Linked DNA regions of Homo sapiens: region 1 is linked to region 2. The links are chromatin loops, found by intact Hi-C in ENCODE. Cell type or tissue: CD4-positive, alpha-beta T cell. All regions are shown on one strand. Each heading gives the region's core, and the rest is flanking DNA. Links, peaks and the distances in the headings are about the cores only. Region 1 has its middle 46 kb from the start of WDR4. Region 2 overlaps PDE9A (phosphodiesterase 9A).

Region 1 (9,529 bases), core at 830-8,829, 86 kb after region 2:
CTCCAACGTATGTTCTTGGCACCTTTGTCAAAAGGGAGTTCATTACAGATGTATAGATTTGTTTCTGGGTTCTCTGTTCTGTTCCATTGGTCTATGTGTCTGTTTTTATGCCAGTACCTTACTGTTTTGGTTACTATAGCTCTGTAGTATAATTTGAAGTCAGATAATCTGATTCCTTTAGTGCAGATGCCATGTTAATCTGATGGTCAAGGTTAACATCACCACCAATGGGCCACATTAAAGCTGTGTGCCCTGGCAGGATGCAGTGAGAGCTCTGCGTCGCTTTCACCATCTTCCTGCCCAAGAGGCATCACCTGAGCCTCATCGTGGGGGAATCGTCAGCCCAACCCGCAGTGAGGGGCGGGGGCTCCACAAGACACCTGGCCTGTGATCATCCAAGGGCAAAGTCCTGAAAGTCAAGGAAAGATGGAAAAGCTGTTCCAAGGAACAGCTCGGACCACTAAATGCAACAGACCACTAAATGCAAACACTAAATGCAGAGACATGACCACTAAATGCAACAAGGGATCCTGGAAGGGACTCTTGTGCTGTAAAGGACGTCGCTGGGGCCATTGAGGAAACTCGAACAGGACCTGTGGATCAGATAATCATGATACATCAGTGCTGATTTCCCGATTTCTATGTCTAGATGTGGTTACGTAGGAAAACATCCCTGTTCGTAGGTAGTTCACACTAACATATTTGGTGGTGGGTTATCATGGTGACAACTCAATTGGTTGAGAAAAAAAACAAACCCTTTGTGATATTCTTACAATGAGTGAATGAGTGAGTGAATGCTAACCCCTCACCACAGTACAGGAAGGTTACAACAAATGCAGTCATAAAGACTGGCTTCAGCCACCCTCTGCAGCCAAACCCATGTGATGGGCCTACAAGTCATCCAAAGTGTGCTCATTCATTCATTCGATGTACATTCATTCATTCCTTCCACATATATTAAGCACCTCTTGTGTGGACGGGACCGCACAAGGTTCAGGGAGCCAAGGACAAAGAAAGCCGTGTCTTCTCTCAAGGAGACAACAGTCTAGTCCATTGTAAGGTTTGACTTTGTGTTTTTTGGTTTTTTTTTTTTTTTGAGACAGAGTCTCGCTCTGTCGCCCAGGCTGAAGTGCGGTGATGCGATCTTGGCTCATGGCAACCTCTGCCTCCTGGGTTCCAGCAATTCTCCTGTCTCAGCCTCCCAAGTAGCTGGGACTACAGGCACCTGCCACCACGTCTGGCTAATTTTTATATTTTTTAGTAGAGGCAGCGTTTCTCCTTGTTGGTTAGGCTGGTCTTGAACTCCTGACCTCAGGTGATCTACCTGCCTCGGTCTCCCAAAGGGCTGGGATTACAGGCATGAGCCACCGCGCCCAGCCAGTTTGTTTTGTTTTGTTTTTTTGACACAGAGTCTCACTCGGTCATCCAGGCAACAGTGCAGTGGTGCGATCTCAGCTCACTGCAACCTCCCCCTCCCGGGTTCAAGCGATTCTCCCACCTCCGCCTCCTGAGTACCTGGGATTACAAGCACCCGTTACCCCACCTGGCTAATTTCTGTATTTTTAGTAGAGACGAGGTTTCACCACCTTGGCCAGGTTGGTCTTGAACTCCTCACCTCAGGTGATCCACCCATCTCGGCCTCCTAAAGTGCTGGTATTACAGGTATCAGCCACCGCACCCAGAGTGGGGGGTTGACTTTGGAGGAATGCCAGTTCCACCCCTGGCTCCAGCACCTTCCTGTGTGTGACCACAGGCAGTCATGGAGCGCCAGGCGCCTCACTCATGAAGTGTGACAGTGATAGCAACTTCCCTAGGTGGCAGTGAAACTTCAGTGTAGCGGCCGTGAAAACATTTCCCACGGTGGCCGGTGGGTACTTGGTCCTTGGAAAATATTTTTCTTCTCATTTCCGTGGAAATAGCCTTCAGAGTTCTCAGAATCGCTTTCCCCAAAACCTGAAAATCTTAAAGGGGAAACCATTTTCAGAATAAAAAGAGCCACCTCTCATGACTGACACTGCCCCCTGCTGTGGTCCCGATGAGAACCAGGGCACTAGTGGGTAAGGTATGAGCTGTGCCTGCCAGAGAGACAAGCCCAGTGTTTCCAACGTGAAGTAATACTTAGAAACTAAACAGGAGTTCCAAAAATTTTAAACTTGGTTTTTTTTTTTTTTTTTTTGGAGATGGAGTTTCACTCGTTGCCCAGGCTGGAGTGCAATGGCATGATCCCCACTCACCGCAACCTCCGCCTCCCAGGTTCAGGCGATTCTCCTGCCTCAGCCTCCCAAGTAGCTGGGATTACAGGCATGCGCCACCATGCCTGGCTAATTTTTGTATTTTTAGTAGACTGGGGGGTTTCACCATGTTGGCCAGGCTGGACTCGAACTCCTGACCTCAGGTGATCCACCCACCTCGGCCTCCCAAAGTGCTGGGAGTACATGCGTGAGCCACTGCACCCGGCCCTCCTGCTTCCTTTTAATGCTGTGTATATTCCTTTGGATGAATGTGCTGGAATTTGATTTTTGGACAAATCAAATTGGACATTTGGTTTGTTTCCAGTCTGGAGCTGTTGAGAATGGAACTGCTGTGAACATTTTTGTGCGAATCTTTTCAGGGACATTGCTTTCATCCGTCTTGGGTAAATGTCTAGGAGTAGGATTGCCTGGCCATCAGTGCATTTATGACTTGTTAAAAACTGCTGATTTTGTCTTTTTCTTTTTTTTTGAGACAACAGTCTTGTTCTCTTGCCCAGGCTGCAGTGCAGTGGCACAATCATGGCTCACTATAGCCTCCAACTCAGGTGTTCCTCCCACCTCAGCCTCCCAAAGTGATGGGGTTACATGTGTGAGCCACTGTGCCTGGCCCAAAACTTCTGGTTTTCTGAAGTGGTTGTGCCACATCCTTGCTAACTTGTTGTTTCCTTTGTGCATTTTTTTTTTTTTTTTTTTGAGACTGTGTCTTGCTTTATTGCCTAGGCTGGCATGGCTCACTGCAACCTCTGCCTGCTGGGTTCGAGCGGTTCTCCTGTCTCAGCCTCCCAAATATCTGGGATTACAGGCGCCCGCCACCACGCCCAGCTAATTATTGTATTTTTTTTTAGTAGAGACAGGGTTTTACCATGTTGGTCAGGCTAGTCTTGAACTCCTGACCTCAAGCAATCCACCTGCCTTAGCCTCCCAAATTTTGGGATTCCAGGTGTAAGCCACCGGGCCCGGCCTGCAATTCTTCTAAGCTGCTTTCCCCCCTCCCCCCGAACCCAGCTTCAAGTGATTCTCCTGCCTCAGCCTCCTGAGTAGTTGGGATTACAGGAATGTGCCACCATGCCCGGCCAAATTTTGTATTTTTAGTAGAGATGGGGGTTTCACCATACTGGCCAGGCTGGTCTTGAACCCGACCTCAAGTGATCCACCCACTTTGGCCTCCCAAAGTGCTGGGATTACAGGCGTGAGCCACCGTGTCCGGCCCTAGGCTGCTTTTAGCCATCAACGTGTATTGAGGGCAAGGACATCTAGAGTCGAGTGAATAGTGGCGAGGCACCACGGAAACGCAGCCACCAGACTGCATCAGAGGGACCTGTCCTTGCCCTGCCTTCCTCTGACTGTCTGGTCAATGTACAGGGTGGGGAGTGGGCCAAGGTTGGGTGCATCGTTTTATTTTAGTTCAATTGCACAGCAGTCTGAAACAGAGCAGAATGCTTCTTCCTGGACTGCGTGTCATTCTGTGTCTGCTTTGAAGTTTGCCATGCCTTTTCCCCACACTCACACGTGCTGTCTGCCAGCCCCCTCCATCATCTGCCAGCCCCCTCCAACCGCAGGACTACTCAGTATCTGTGGGATGCCTCTGCCACCCTCACTGGAGCTGTGGCCACGAGATGTGCTCTGGATGCCTCAGCGGGTCCCTCAGGACCTGCAGGGACAGTATCCAGCACAGCATCAGGACAAAGTGCTCTTGGCTTCTAGTTCTAGAACAAGCGGCTCGTGCCAATCAACCCTGCTTCCAGCTCTTCCTGTCTTTATTTTTTGACCTGAAAATGTGCATTTACCTGTTACTGGGGAGACTGGCTAGCCAGGCAGGGAGAGCGAATCCTAAGTGCACACACATTCCTCCGTGTGAACAGACCACAGCTTGCTTTTCATTGTCCTGGCCACATCAGGAAACAGCACCCGCAGCGGCTTTGCAGACCCCTCCCCTCAAGTGTTCTTGTATTCAACCCCCACACCCTGCAAGAAGTAAGGATGACCCTGACTTCTGACACCTGACGTTGGCTTTGCCTGTTTCTGAATTTGGTTGCAGAATCACTCAGCATGTTCTAAGGGCAGAGAGTCACTGGTGTCGCTGTGAGTATACATTGCCTTATCGAGGGTGCTGCCTCCCCGTGTCAGGCTGTGGTGCTGCTGGGAATTGCTTGCATGTGCCACACCTGACACAAGTTAGCCAGGCGTGGTGGCACGCGCCTGTAATCCCAGCTACTCAGGAGGCTAGGGCAGGAGAATCACTGAAACCTGGGAGGCAAAGGTTTCAGTGAGCCGAGATGTCGCCACTGCACTCCAGCTTGGAGACAGAGCGAAACTCCGTCTCAAAAAAAAAAAAAAGAGAGAGAAAGAAAAAGAAAACCTGGCAGATACCTCCTTACCCTTGTGCTCAAGGTCAACATTGCCAGTCATGAGACACTTGGACATGTGGACCCCTGGTGTGGTACCCTGGGAAGGACACAGCGCCACTGCATGCACTTCCCGCCAAAATGTGTAGCCTGTGAAATGATGTCCGGCCAAACATGGAGACACATTCCGCAGCACTCACCCCTCAGAGGTGTCATGGCCACTGAGGCCAGGACGAACTGAGGGACAGTCACAGCGTGGAGGGGACTAAGGCGACAGCAAAGGGCAGCCTGGGAGGCTGGCTTGGGTCCTGGGACAGGAAGATGATGGCGTGGGGACTTTTAAAGTACGGAGTCACTTGGCCTGGCTGTGTTTGTGCATGAACCAGCAGAGGGGGAGAAAGTGGTCAGGTCATAGCGGGAGGGCCACAGGGGACATCCAGGGGCAAGTGAGACCGGGAAGGACTCCTGCCTGATTTTCCTGCCTTCCTGAATTTCTGTGTTTGCAGGGGCGGGGAGGGGGGATGTAATTTACATACAGCAAAACAGAGAGATCTCAAAAGATGCTGTTGGGTGAGTACTGTCAAACGTGTACACCATGTAACCGTCACCCCAGTCAAGACGTGGAGTGTTTCCATCACCCCTCAGGCTTTGCCCTGTGCCCCACAATCATACTTCCCAGTGCTGCGCTTAGACCGGGTAGGCAGGACGCCGTGCCTCAGGGCTCGGGCTGACCGAGGAGGAAGCAAATACTTCAGCAGCCCTACTCAGGGGCCGCGCTCTAGTATTTCTTTGGGATTTTCCAAGTCTGTCTTTGGTGCTTGGGAATGGTTGGTCCCCATCTTTCCCATGCAGGGCACTCTCTGATCCTCTATACCCTACCTCCTAGGGTCAACCAGTCCATGCCTGTCTTGGCCTTCAGCAGTGCGTGTGTATGTGTGTGTGCGTGCGTGCATGTGTGCACACATACCCTTTGGTGTTCTGCTGTTCCACTTTTCTGGTTAAGCACCCAAGGTGGTGGGGTAGGGGCGGGGGTCCTTCACCCTGTGCACTCCAGGACACACCCCCATCCCCTCTGTAGGCTCCACTCCACACCACCTGCCCACCTCCACACCTATGACCTTGTCCCCTCTCGCCTCTGATCAGGATGGTGATGTTGTGGCGAGGTCGTGCTCTCCCAGGTCCATCTTCAGGCCTGTAGACAGAAAGACGGACCTTCCTCGCACAAGTGGACCTCTCTTCTCGCTTGACCCAGAGCCCTGCTGGAGGCGGCCAGGGAGGCAGGGGTGTGGGCGACACTGGGAATGCAGCCATCGTAGCTGAGGAGTCCAAGTGGGCCCATGACTGGAAGTCTCCTGCTTCTACTAAGAATTTTTTTTTTCAAGACAGGAGTTTTGCTCTTGTCGCCCAGGCTGGAGTGCAGTGGCCCACCTCGACCTCCCAAAGTGCTGGGATTACAGACATGAGCCACCTGGCCGTATCCAGTTATCTGTTGATATCAGTATGGATTTGGGGACATTTATTTTATGCTGTTATAAACCAATGCTATGGCCATTGACTCATTCCAGGTTTGGCCCCTGGGATCTCCCTCAGGCTGGCCCCTGGGTTCTTTCAACAATTCCCCATCTTTTTCAAACACATCCTCATTTCCTGGGTCTACAAAGTACTCCAGGCTTAGCTAGGATTTCGTCTGCCCCAGTCCTGGAACAAACCAGTTCTCCAAGGATTGCCAGTTTCATACGCTGGAGAATAGTGCTAGAAAACGAAGATCTGAGTGCAAGGTGAGCTCACTGTGGCTGGGATATCATCGTTTCTAGACCCTTTGAGCTTAAAGACCTAGAAAAGACATGCATACTTAATAGCCCAAGCATAGGCAGGCTTCTGCATTTATTCCTGTATCTACCTGCATATATACATGGTAAAAACCATGGGTTTACACAGATACCTTGGAGCCAACCCAACACCAAGGGCTTTCCTTGGCCTCCCTCTGGCTCTCACTGTCCGATGCAGATTAGATTTACCTGTGTGGTCAATCCTCGTGTGTACATACATTTCAGAACTGCTGGCCTGGACCCATGTGAAAAACAGTCACCATCTACAGCAGGGGTGTCCAAGCTTTTGGCTTCCCTGGGCCACACTGAACAACTGTATTGCACCACACATAAAATACACTAACATTAATGATGACTGATGAGTTAAAAAAAAAAAAATCGCAAAAAAATCTCATAATGTCTTACGAAAGTTTACAAATTTGTGTTGGGCCGCATTCAAAGCTGTCCTGGGCCGCACAGCCCAGAAGCCGCGAGTTGGACAAGCTTGATCTCCAGTATTCTGTCCAGTTCTTTTTGTCTTTAAACTTACTTACGGTATCCATCAAAATCCTATTTTCCAAAGTTACTTTTTTTTTCTTTTTAGATAGAGTCTCGCTCTGTGGCCCAGGCTTGAATGTGATCTCAGCTCACTGCAACCTCCACATCCTGGGCCTCCTGCCTCAGCCTCCCCAGTAGCTGGGACTACAGGCGTGTGCACCACCATGCCCAACTAATTTTTGTATTTTTAGTAGAGACAGGGTTTCACCGTGATGGCCAGGCTGGTCTTGAACTCCTTACCTCAGGTGATCCTGCCTCAGCCTCCCAAAGTGCTGGAATTACAGGCGTAAGCCACTGTTCCTGGCCCACAGTTACTCGTTTCTTTCCTTCACCCTGGATTCAGGATGGTAAAGTTATTCCTTTTGAACAGTGAAGTTTGCTTGTTACTGTTTATATCCATTTGGAATTTCTCCCACAATCTGGTTGATCTTCATTATTTTGGGGGGCTATGAAACATCACTGTGATTCTAAGAATGGGGCGCTTCACAGAAAGTCTCCTTAGAAAAATGTTGCTCCGCCCCATCCCTGCTACTCCATTCCCGTTCCCTTCTTTCTGCCCCACTCCCATCCGCCCCTGCAGGCAACAACTCTCTTTAGGTCCTGGTTTATCTTTCCTTCCTCCAGAGCACCCGAGTAACTGCTTCTCTCCCCATCTCCCTTACCTGAAGAGCACACGCTGCAGATACACATCTGCACCTGCTTCGTGCTCAGCAGCGGGTCGTGGGAACCACCCTACATTGTCACTCATCTGTCACGGCTGCACAGTGCTCCCTTGTGACACAATGCACAGCCTATAACCTTTTGGGTGTTTGCATATTGTTGGACGTGCATCTTCAGGGCAGACTCCACCAAGCGCTGCTTCTGGGTGTGGGTCAGACGTGGGACCTGGGAAAGGATCCAAAGGGCCCTGTGGTCCGGTCCAGACCAGGGTGAGGCATGGAGGAGGCTCTGCACAGCCATTTGCAGCTCAGCCAGCACCGGGTGATGGCAGGGAGGCCTGGGCTTCTGCACTGGCTTCTGGCCTCTTCTGGGCACCCACGCTTTGTCCATGAATGGAAAGCAATGCTGACGGCTGCCCAATGTGTCCAGGACGTTTCTGAAACTCCTGTTCCTCTCCCCGTCCCTCTCTCTGTCCCACTGTCCACCTCAGTGACCTCCTCTCTTCGTGGCTCTCACCCCACACTCTGCCACTGCCACATTTTCCTCTGCGCCCAGCCTCTGCCTCCACCTGAAACTTTCCTGGAAATCTCAAAATGTAATTCCAGGTCCCGCTGCCCTGGGCAGCACATCCCCCTTCAGAATAAAGGGCACCAACCGTCCCCTGGCACCTGCCTAAGCCATACCCCTTGCTCCCCTCCCCAGTCCCTGCAGCCCAAGGGTCCCCTCGACCACCCCAAGTCCCCACCTGGGCTTCTGCTGCACCCCCGCTGCCCTCCCTCCCGCTGGCCGGCAGCACCTTCTCCACCCGGGCCCCTCTGCTCACAGCGCTCCCCGCCCCCGTCTCCCCGAGGGGCGGGGAGCCAGGACATGGCCCTGAAAGCCTAGCCCTGGCCTTGACCTCCCCAGAGCGCCCTCCCCACCCTCCGCCCTCTGCCAACCCTGGCCCCTGCCCTGGCCCCGTCCTTGTCCTCTGCTGCTGGCCTTGGGGTCGCGCCCCGCAGACTGGGCTGTGCGTGGGGGTCCTGGCGGCCTGTGCCGTCCCACGCCTACGGGGATGGGCGAGGTCCTTCTTGGGGCTTCTCTTACCCACTCTCCAGTCACCTGAGGGCGCTGCTTCCCTGCGGCCACCCCAGGTTTCTGTGCAGCCGAAGCCTCTGCCTCTGCGGCCGGGTGATCCCAAGACCCCGGGGTCCAGGGAGGCACGGGATCTGCTCCCCCGGTCCCAAATGCACCGGCTGCGCCTTAGGAGGGACGGCCTCCACCCATGGCGCTGGCGCCCAGGGGCCGCTCCTCGGACTACAGCACTTGCTCGTCGCCCTGCGCCCTGTTTAGTTCTCATCACCAGCAGCCTGGACTAGGGCCCTGGTCCTTCTGGCCTCCTTCCACAGCCCGCTGCACATCTCACCCACTTCCCCGAGGTGCTGTCATTGTTTAGCTGGGCCCCTCAGCCTCCGTGGTTTAGAATCGTCAGAAAGCCCGGTTCATCAGGTCACTATTGATTCTGGTTTGCATAATCCTTTCTAAACTGTGTGACTGTTCCCTGTCAAATTTGTTTTTGAAATGGAGTCCCTCTCTGTCACCCAGGCTGGAGTGAAATGGCACGATCTTGGCTCACTGCAGCCTCCACCTCCCAAGTTCAAGTGATCCTCCTGCCTCAGCCTCTCAAGTAGCTGGGACTACACACACCACCAGGACCAGCTGATTTTTGTATTTTTAGTAGAGATGGGGTTTCACCTGTTGGCCAGGCTGGTCTCAAACTCCTGACCTCAGGTGATCCACCCGCCTCACCCGCCTCAGCCTCCCAGACTGCTGGGATTACAGGTGTGAGCCACCACGCCCTACCAAGCAGTGGTTTTTAAAGGCAAAATGAAGGCCGGGCACGGTGGCTCACGCCTGTAATCCCAAC
Region 2 (8,000 bases), core at 1-8,000:
TGTGGTGGCTCACGCCTGTAATCCCAGCACTTTGGGAGGCCGAGGTGGGAGGATCACCTGAGGACAGGAGTTCAATACCGGCTTGGCCAACATGGTGAAACCCCGTCTCTACTAAAAATACAAACGGTAGCCAGGCATGGTGGCACATGCCTGTAACCCCAGCTACTTGGGAAGCTGAGGCGGGAGAATCGCTTGAACCCAGGAGGTGGAGGTTGCAGTGAGCCGAGATCGCGCCACTGCACTCCAGCCTGGGCTCGACAGAGCAAGACTCTGTCTCAAGAAAAAAAGAGCACATATTGGAGATAGGGGCTGGGAAGACGATTTCACAGAAGAAGAGTCCTCCTCCTGCAGATCCAAGCCTTAGGAGCAATGTGTCCAGCTTGGAATAAGTTGATATCCACTTTTAAAGACAGAACAAGAAGAGGAAAAGCATTAGGGGAGGAGCCTCCTGTTGCCCCCAGGGACCCGGTTCCTTGTGTGATGTTCCCACTGGGTTGCATTCCAGCGAGGGCTTCAGCACTGGGGACACAGAAGTCATTCTCCTGGGAACAGGCATCCTTCACAGGCGCTTCGGGGGGCCCAGTGAGCTGTGACTCGTGGGGAAAATGCCCCAGTCTCCACGATGCCACCTCCAAAGTCAGTTTTGTGTACAGCAGGACTCTTTACTGGAGCCAGGGTCAGGACACGTGTGGATGAACCACGACCAAACTGGGGATGGAAATGCCGGTAGTAGCAAAGAGACGGCGGTGATGATGAGCAGAGCGCATGCATTGAGGCACTTACTGTGTGCGGGCGCTGTGCTTAGTGAGGGGCACACAGGACCTGCTCACACCTCCGGGCTTTGCCTCCATGCCCGCTGGTGCCAGCCCAGACACCACAGGCATATGATGTGGCTCATGGTTCCCCAGAGTGCCACTGCCCGGCCTCAGTGGGATTTAATGGGGACTAATGGACTGAGAAACAGCCCTGTGCAATTGCACTGAGTTGTCTCAGAGCCACCTGGCATGCTGACGATCATTCCCTGATTTTGAAATTGAGGGCAATCTGCTTATTGAGGAAGCGTGGCAAGTGAAAGGGTCTCAGAGGCAGAAGGTGAAGGGAAAGCCGACGGGCCTCATCTGGTCCCCTCAAAGCCCCGGGGGCCTGGCCTCGGGGTGGGCGCAGGGAGGAAGGCCGAGCGGAAGGAAGCAGGCCTTGTCTGAGCCACGTGAGAGCCTGTCCTACAGGGACCGTGCCACGTGTCTGTCCCATGCACTCATGGGCTCATTTGGAGTTAGGGATGTCTCAGCCCAATTGACTTAGGGGAAGTCAGGCCATAGTTTGTGGCCATGGAAAGTTGTGAGTGAACAATCCATCTTCGTCATCCCTGTGCTGGAGGCTCTTTAAAGGACGGGAGACAGAGTCTCTCATTTGTGAGCCAAGGAAGAGCTCCCAAGTTGCACAGGGACGGCCACACAGCTGGGGTCCCAAGGCTGGGACCTGGCAAGGCTGGGACCCGGCTTGGCAGCCTCAGACACACAGCACCTTCACCTGTGGCACCGCCCTTGGCCGTGGGCTCTACGTGGCTTGGTTCAGCCCTCTGGCTGTCCCTTGCGCCCCAGGTGCCATGGCTGCTTTGGCAGGAGGGTGGTGTTCCAGGGTGGTGCTGCCTGGCAGGGTTCCCCTCTGCCCAGAGCCAGGCGGAGATGGGTGGCCTCAAGCTGGGGCTGCGGGTGTAGCAGGGCCAGCCTTTCCAGCCCCACCAGCAGCACGAGGGGAAGAGGACAAAAACTGAGTTCTAGTCTTCAGCCTGAAACCAGACTCCCTGAACAGCGGCCTCTGGGCCCCATATGGGTTGGGGAACTCCACCGCCCCAAGGGGTGTGTCTGGAGCCAGGCCATGCCTCCCGAAGCTGCCCCCAGCTCCTCACCCACAACTGTGTGTCCCTGAGCACTTTCTGGAGGTGTTTGTAGGATGCAGCCTCTTATCCCTTAAACGACTGCATTTACCGCCCACCTACAGCAGCAGGAGTGAGTGGTGAGACAGCCTCCGGCCTCACAGGTCTTGCCTCTGCCGTGCCTGATGGGCACCCGCTCTGTAGAAAGCAAGGCGAGTGCTCGGATCACACGCCGCTCCTGGCGTGGTTTCTGGTGTGCACTAGTCCTGCAGGTCAGGTTGAGGTTGCAGGGGGGAAGATTATTTTTATCGAAGTTGTAGTCATTTCCTGGGGCTGCGTAACGAATTCTCATAAACTGGGCAGCTTAAAACAATAGAAATGTATTCCCACATAGTTCTGGAGGCCACAAGTCCAAAATCAAGGTGCCAGCAGGCCCTGCCACCTCTGAAGGCCCCAGGGGAGGGACCTTCCCGGTCTCTCTTGGCCTCTGGTGGCTGCCGGCGGCATTCTCTGCCTGCTTCTTCACCTGGTGCTCCCATCCGTTCTGTCCAAATTCCCCCTTTTTGTAAGGACACCCATCCTATTGGAGTAGGGGTCACCCTCCTCCAGGATGACATCCCCTTAACTACATCTGCAACAGTCATGTCCCCAAATGAGGTCACCCTCAGAGGCAGCAGGGTTAGGACTTCAACATACAACTTTTGGGGGGAGATGTACTTCAGCCCATAACACACCACGTGGGAGGATAACACCGATTTCAGAGCTTGCAGAGGAAGCCGCCAGGAACTCCAGTGAGACATCAGCCCCCAGGTGCCTGTCAGGCACGCCGGGCTGTGGGGGGCACCTGGGCCCATCTGAGTAACGGAGGCGCATCCGCACTTCCCCCAGGAGTACATTTTTAGAACCCACAGCGCCATAAACCAAAGACAAGGAGACTTCCTGGTGCCCCGTCAGCTTCTGGAGGCGACGTTCTCGGCTGACAGCTCTGGCAGCCTCCCCTGTAGGTGAGAGACAGGTAAATGGGACTCTTGCTTCCAAAACGGAACAGGGTAAAAATTCTCAAGCGTTGTCGACACATTGAGAAAAAACAAATCCAGCCTCCTGGGCTCTGGTCTCATCCCCAGCCGCGTCATGTGCCCCAGGCCGGCGTTGCCACACATGAAACCCCTTCCTGTTTTTCTATGTAGAAAGGAACTCAGAATAGAGACACTGAGATATTCGTGTTGTCCCTTTTGTCTTTGTCAACAGCAGAGTTACATCTTACTCATGAGAGCCCTGTAGCAATGTGGGGACCCTGGGACCAGTCTCAGTTAAGCTGGAACTTCCCCGGATGACTGGGGAGAGGAGCTGCAAAAGGCAGGGTGGGGGTGGGGGGCCTTCCCGAGATGGCAGCCCAGCCAGAGGCCAGCGTTCTTGCCTCTGGGAAGAGAATAAAGGCCCCAGACAGGGTGGAGCTAGCTCAGCCCCGTGCCACACAAATGGCCAGTGTGAGCCTGAAATGTGGAGCTACATTCAGCCCACATAGCACACCCTGGTGGGGCCTCGGAGCCAGGGGTATGGATCCACCAGAAGCTGCCCCTTGGGAACAGCAGTGGCATCGGGGTCCGGCACACAGCACCCGGGAGCAGGTGGCCGTCCCCTGACACTCACGGGCTAGGTTTCTCCTGCTTTTCCCTCAAAGAGGACAGAGGTCCAACTGCCAGCTTACATTTAGGGCAGGGGCAGGGGCAGGTCTACCCCAGGGGCCACGGCCACTCTGGCCCCCAGCACTGTGCCAGGCAGAGAGCAGAGCATGGAATATGGGGTTCACCCAGAGCTGGGGAGTCTGCAGGAGCCTGGGGTGGCAACTGAGGGCTCAGCGTTCATCCCAAACAAATGGCCTTGCCCACTGGCCTAAGCCCCAGAGAAGGGGGATGGGGACCCCAGGAAATGAAAGCAAAGATAAGCTCCAAATAGGATGAAAAGAAAGAGCTCCATGCCAGCTGCTCTGTTTGCTGAAGACGCTGGTTCCCGTGGCAGCGGAGCGCAGAGAGAGGGGCTGCCTGGCCAGGCAGGGTCAGCGGGCCCCAGCAGACCCTCCTCTGCTCCCAGCTCTGGTATCTGCAAGGAAACAGCGGGATTCGAACAGTCAAACTGTCTTGCTCGGTGAAGATTTCCATAACCCTCCTGGGGAATGCAGGAGACTTACAGAGACAGCACATGTGCGAATGTTTACACAAAACAGGTTAAAAGCAGCGAAGAAATCATCATCATGCCATCTATTTTTTTTAACTACGCAGAAAACGTTCGTTACTTCTCAGAAATGTGTAAATGGAATTTCTCGTTTAATGGATGACAATGGAAATCATTTGATTGGTGCATTTTGTTGGTTGGTTTTGTTAATACTTTGCTGAATCTGTTAGCGTTCCCCCTTACACATCAAACTGTGGTAGCAACTCTGATGGGTTTTGCAAGCATGAAACAGAGGGAAGGGCTACCAAATGGATCTCCGTGGAGCGGTGGTTATCACGGGGAAGAGACGGCAGCATGCCGAGAAAATAACACCGAAGCCTCTTTTTCCAGAAAGGAAATAGATTGATTATTCTAGTTTTGAAAATAGCACAGGCTCATTGGAAAACCTCCAAACTACACTGATGGGAGCTGAAGGGTGCACACCGATCATGACAACAGCCGGCAATGTCCCCCCAGTTTAAACCTGGACACGAGGCCTTCTAGATGTTTTTCTGTGCATAGATACCTTGTTTTGAAAAACAACTAAAACATGCGTTGTGTAGTCTTTTTTTTTACTAGTGGCATTGTGAGCAATAAATAGATTAAATTTTAACCAGCGTACAGCTCATAGATTTTCCCAGAAGGCCACAATCAAGCACTCTTTTTAAACCTACCGAATGTGCTCTTTCTTCCTCGTAGCGTGGCATTTTTTGGCACTTGCTTTCAGTACATACTGTGCATAGCATTCTTATTTTCCCTTTTCATGTCAAGTTTCCTCACTTGGCATAATATCCGTGATGATCCTCCTAATGGCATAATAGTCCATCATGCGGAGGCACTGTGCTGGTTTAAACCGCTTCCCGTCTTGGGACATTCAGGTGGCTTCTAGTCGGTTTTGTGTTTTTGTTACAGCAGATCACACCACGGTGAATATCTGTGTGCATAGAGCTGTTTGTTCCTGTTTAATTCTTGGCTTAAGATAAATTCCCCAGGATAGATATGTGGGCTTAAAGGATACGAATTTCTATATGGCTCTTACTGGGCAGTATTAACTTGCTCTCCCAGAAGAAGGGGCTTTATTTACAAATCGCAGGAGCTTCTGCTGCATTTAGCTCCCTGAGTGCCCCCATAGCCTGGTGAATGTCACACAAGCCAGGCGTGACCCCCACCCACCATCGTCCAAGTACACAGGGAGCCTGTTCACTTCCAAGCAAGTTCACACCCATAGGGTGTGAACCCAGATCGGCCCAGCCCCCTGGTGCACTCTGCTGCAGGGGCCCAAGAGCAGCCAGACCTCCTGGGGCAGCTGCTCCTCATTCAGCCTCTGGGGACCACCCTGAAGCCAGCACACTGCCCAACCGGAAGGTGGCTTTCCTCTGAAACATGCCTGGCTCACTTTGCCCTGCTCCTATGTGGGATACCTCGATACCAAGTGCTAAACAAAAACAGAGTCAGACAGAAAACTCATCTGCTAACATTACATGTAACAGGGAAAGTTGGAAACATTCTAAAAGTCCATCACTGGGGACTGGATTGCTAACGTGTGCTATGGCCACACCCTGGAGAAACTTGGAAAATGAAGCTAAGCTCTGTGGAGCAACTTGGGATGAGTTCATGATATGTTAGATGACAAAGCAGGTTGCAGCAGACTGACTTTGGTGCAATTCCATCTTTGTTTAAAAGTACAAAGGGGCTGGGCGCAGTGGCTCACGCCTGTAATCCCAACACTTTGGGAGGCCAAGGCAGGTGGATCGCTTGAAGTCAGGAGTTCACGACCAGCCTGGCCAACATGGTGAAACCCCGTCTCTACTAAAAGTACAAAAATTAGTCAGGTGTGGCAGCATGCACCTGTAATCCCAGCTACTCAGGAGGCTGAAGCACGAGAATTGCTTAAACCCAGGAGGCAGAGGTTGCGGTGAGCAAAGATTGCGCCACTGCACTCCAGCCTGGGCAACAGAGTGAGACTCTGTCTCAAAAATAAATAAATAAATAAAAATTTTAAAAAGTACAAAGGGGCGGGGTGCAGTGACTCACACCTGTCATCCCAATACTTTGGGAGGCTGAGGCAGAAGGATCGTTTGAACCTAGGAGTTCAAGACCAGCCTGGGTAACATAGCAAGACCCTATCTCTACAAAAAATAAAAATTAAAATATTGTTAAAAGGTAAAAGCGGCCACCCATGTGTGTCCACACTTCAAAACATTCTGGAAAGATACACCAAACTATTAGAAGTGATTTCCAGAGTATGGGATTTAGGGAAATAAATGGGTAAAGTGAGGACTTCGGTTTTCATATTTTGGTGTTTTTTTTTTTACTTTACTCTTGTGTTGTTTAGATTTTTTAGAATGTTTTTCTTTTGAAAACAGCTTCTAAAAGAGAAGATAGCCCTCAACATCTGACTTTTTTTTCTTTTTTTTTTGAGATGGAGTTTCGCTCTTGTTGCCCAGACTGGCCAGGCTGGCGTGCAGTGGCACAATCTCTGCTCACTGCAACCTCCGCCTCCTGGGTTCAAGCGATTCTCCTGCCTTAGCCTCCCGAGTAGCTGGGACTACAGGCACACGCCACCACGCCCAGCTAATTTTTGTATTATTATTATTTTTTTAATAGAGATGAGGTTTCACCATGTTGGCCAGGATGGTCTCGATCTCCTGACCTCATGATCATCCCGCCTCGACTTCCCAAAGTGCTGGGATTGCAGGCATGAGCCACCACGCCCAGCCCCAACATCTGACTTTCTGTGTGTTTTCCAAGAGTCTAGTGTGAGGTCAGAGGTCAGACAGGTCATCAGGGATTTTGCTTCGAGTGAGTTGCTGCTGCCCTGACTCCTCTCCCACAGCAAATAAGACCACACGGGGCTTGGGGGTTGGGTTTGTCGCTTGCTTTTGCTGTGCTGAGGGCTTCACCAGACTGAAACAGCAGGACCACAGCTCATCTCTGCTCCTTCTCTCTAGGACCAACTGCCCCTGTAAGTACAGTTTTTTGGATAACCACAAGAAGTTGACTCCTCGACGCGATGTTCCCACTTACCCCAAGGTAAGATGAGATTCCGGCCCAGAAGAAGCTGCAGCTGTGTCCCCAGCCCCACGCCCAGCCCTGTGGCCCTGCGGCCAGACCCTGCTGTGTGTACGTTCACATCAACCGCCCCTCCCAGCCCTGGGCCGCTGACGGTGCGGGTTACTTTAAGGCAAAGTATTTTTTCTCTTTGACATTTGTTTAGCAAAAGTGATCCCAGACCATACCTTCCCCTGCAAGGACATAACAGCTCCGTGCTGCTGTCTGCCCGGCCCCGGGAGCTGACCTGGGTAGACAGTTTTTACACTCAAACGTTACTGGAAAGAACTTTAACGTTTAACTGAATTTTTAAAAATCCATTCCATTGGCCCTTGTCTCTGAGCAATTCTTAGTTGTCCTGGCAAGTTTTGCTCTTTTGCACAAAAGTGTTCTTAGTTCTAAGAGAAGCTGTGACGTTGGTGAAGTAGCAATGGCATTTTTGAAATAACGACAAAAGGAGGGTCTCGAGTTGCCGGTCACCCGCTCAACGCCTTCAGCTGGGAAGCAGGCAAAATCCCGGCCCACCTGCTTTTTTTTTTTTTTTTTTTGAGACAGTGTTTCACTCTTGTTGCCCAGGCTGGAGTGCAATGGCACAATCTTGGCTCACTGCAACCTCTGCCTCCTGGGTTCAAGCAATTCTCCTACCTCAGCCTCCCAAGTAGGGGGCATTACAGGTGCCCGTCACCATGCCCAGTTAATTTTTTTGTATTTTTTTAGTAGAGACAGGGTTTCACCATGTTGGCCAGGCTGGTCTTGAACTTGTGACCTCAGGTGATCCGCCTGCCTCGGCCTCCCAAAGTGCTGAGCCACCGCACCCGGCCCGGCCCACCTGATTTGTAATGTGCTCTCATGCTAAGATTCA

What was found. Hi-C counts contacts between places; a loop is a spot of excess contacts. Peaks named below come from ENCODE experiments on the same cell type or tissue, not always from the same donor. Only the 100,000 strongest peaks of a DNase experiment are listed, where the experiment ranks them.
Region 1: a loop joins it to region 2, with 3 times the contacts of the local background. A loop is called at or near these places in 3 of 110 quality-filtered maps.

What each region holds. Positions count from the first base shown.
Region 1 is chr21:42,829,245-42,838,773 of GRCh38, forward strand. No RefSeq gene overlaps it. Among named protein-coding and RNA genes, the nearest start is that of WDR4, 46 kb to the right of the region's middle. RefSeq lists an enhancer at 5,271-6,222. In CD4-positive, alpha-beta T cell, for the core only: a CTCF peak has its summit at 4,399; DNase peaks (open chromatin) are centred at 2,872, 3,790 and 4,357; H3K4me3 peaks cover 748 bases.
Region 2 is chr21:42,744,078-42,752,077 of GRCh38, forward strand. PDE9A (phosphodiesterase 9A) reads left to right here. Exons shown (of 20, transcript NM_002606.3): 9 at 7,039-7,120. Among named protein-coding and RNA genes, the nearest start is that of PDE9A-AS1, 6.3 kb to the left of the region's middle. In CD4-positive, alpha-beta T cell, for the core only: no CTCF peak of the experiment used is centred there; DNase peaks (open chromatin) are centred at 2,084 and 3,144; H3K4me3 peaks cover 984 bases; H3K27ac peaks cover 2,155 bases.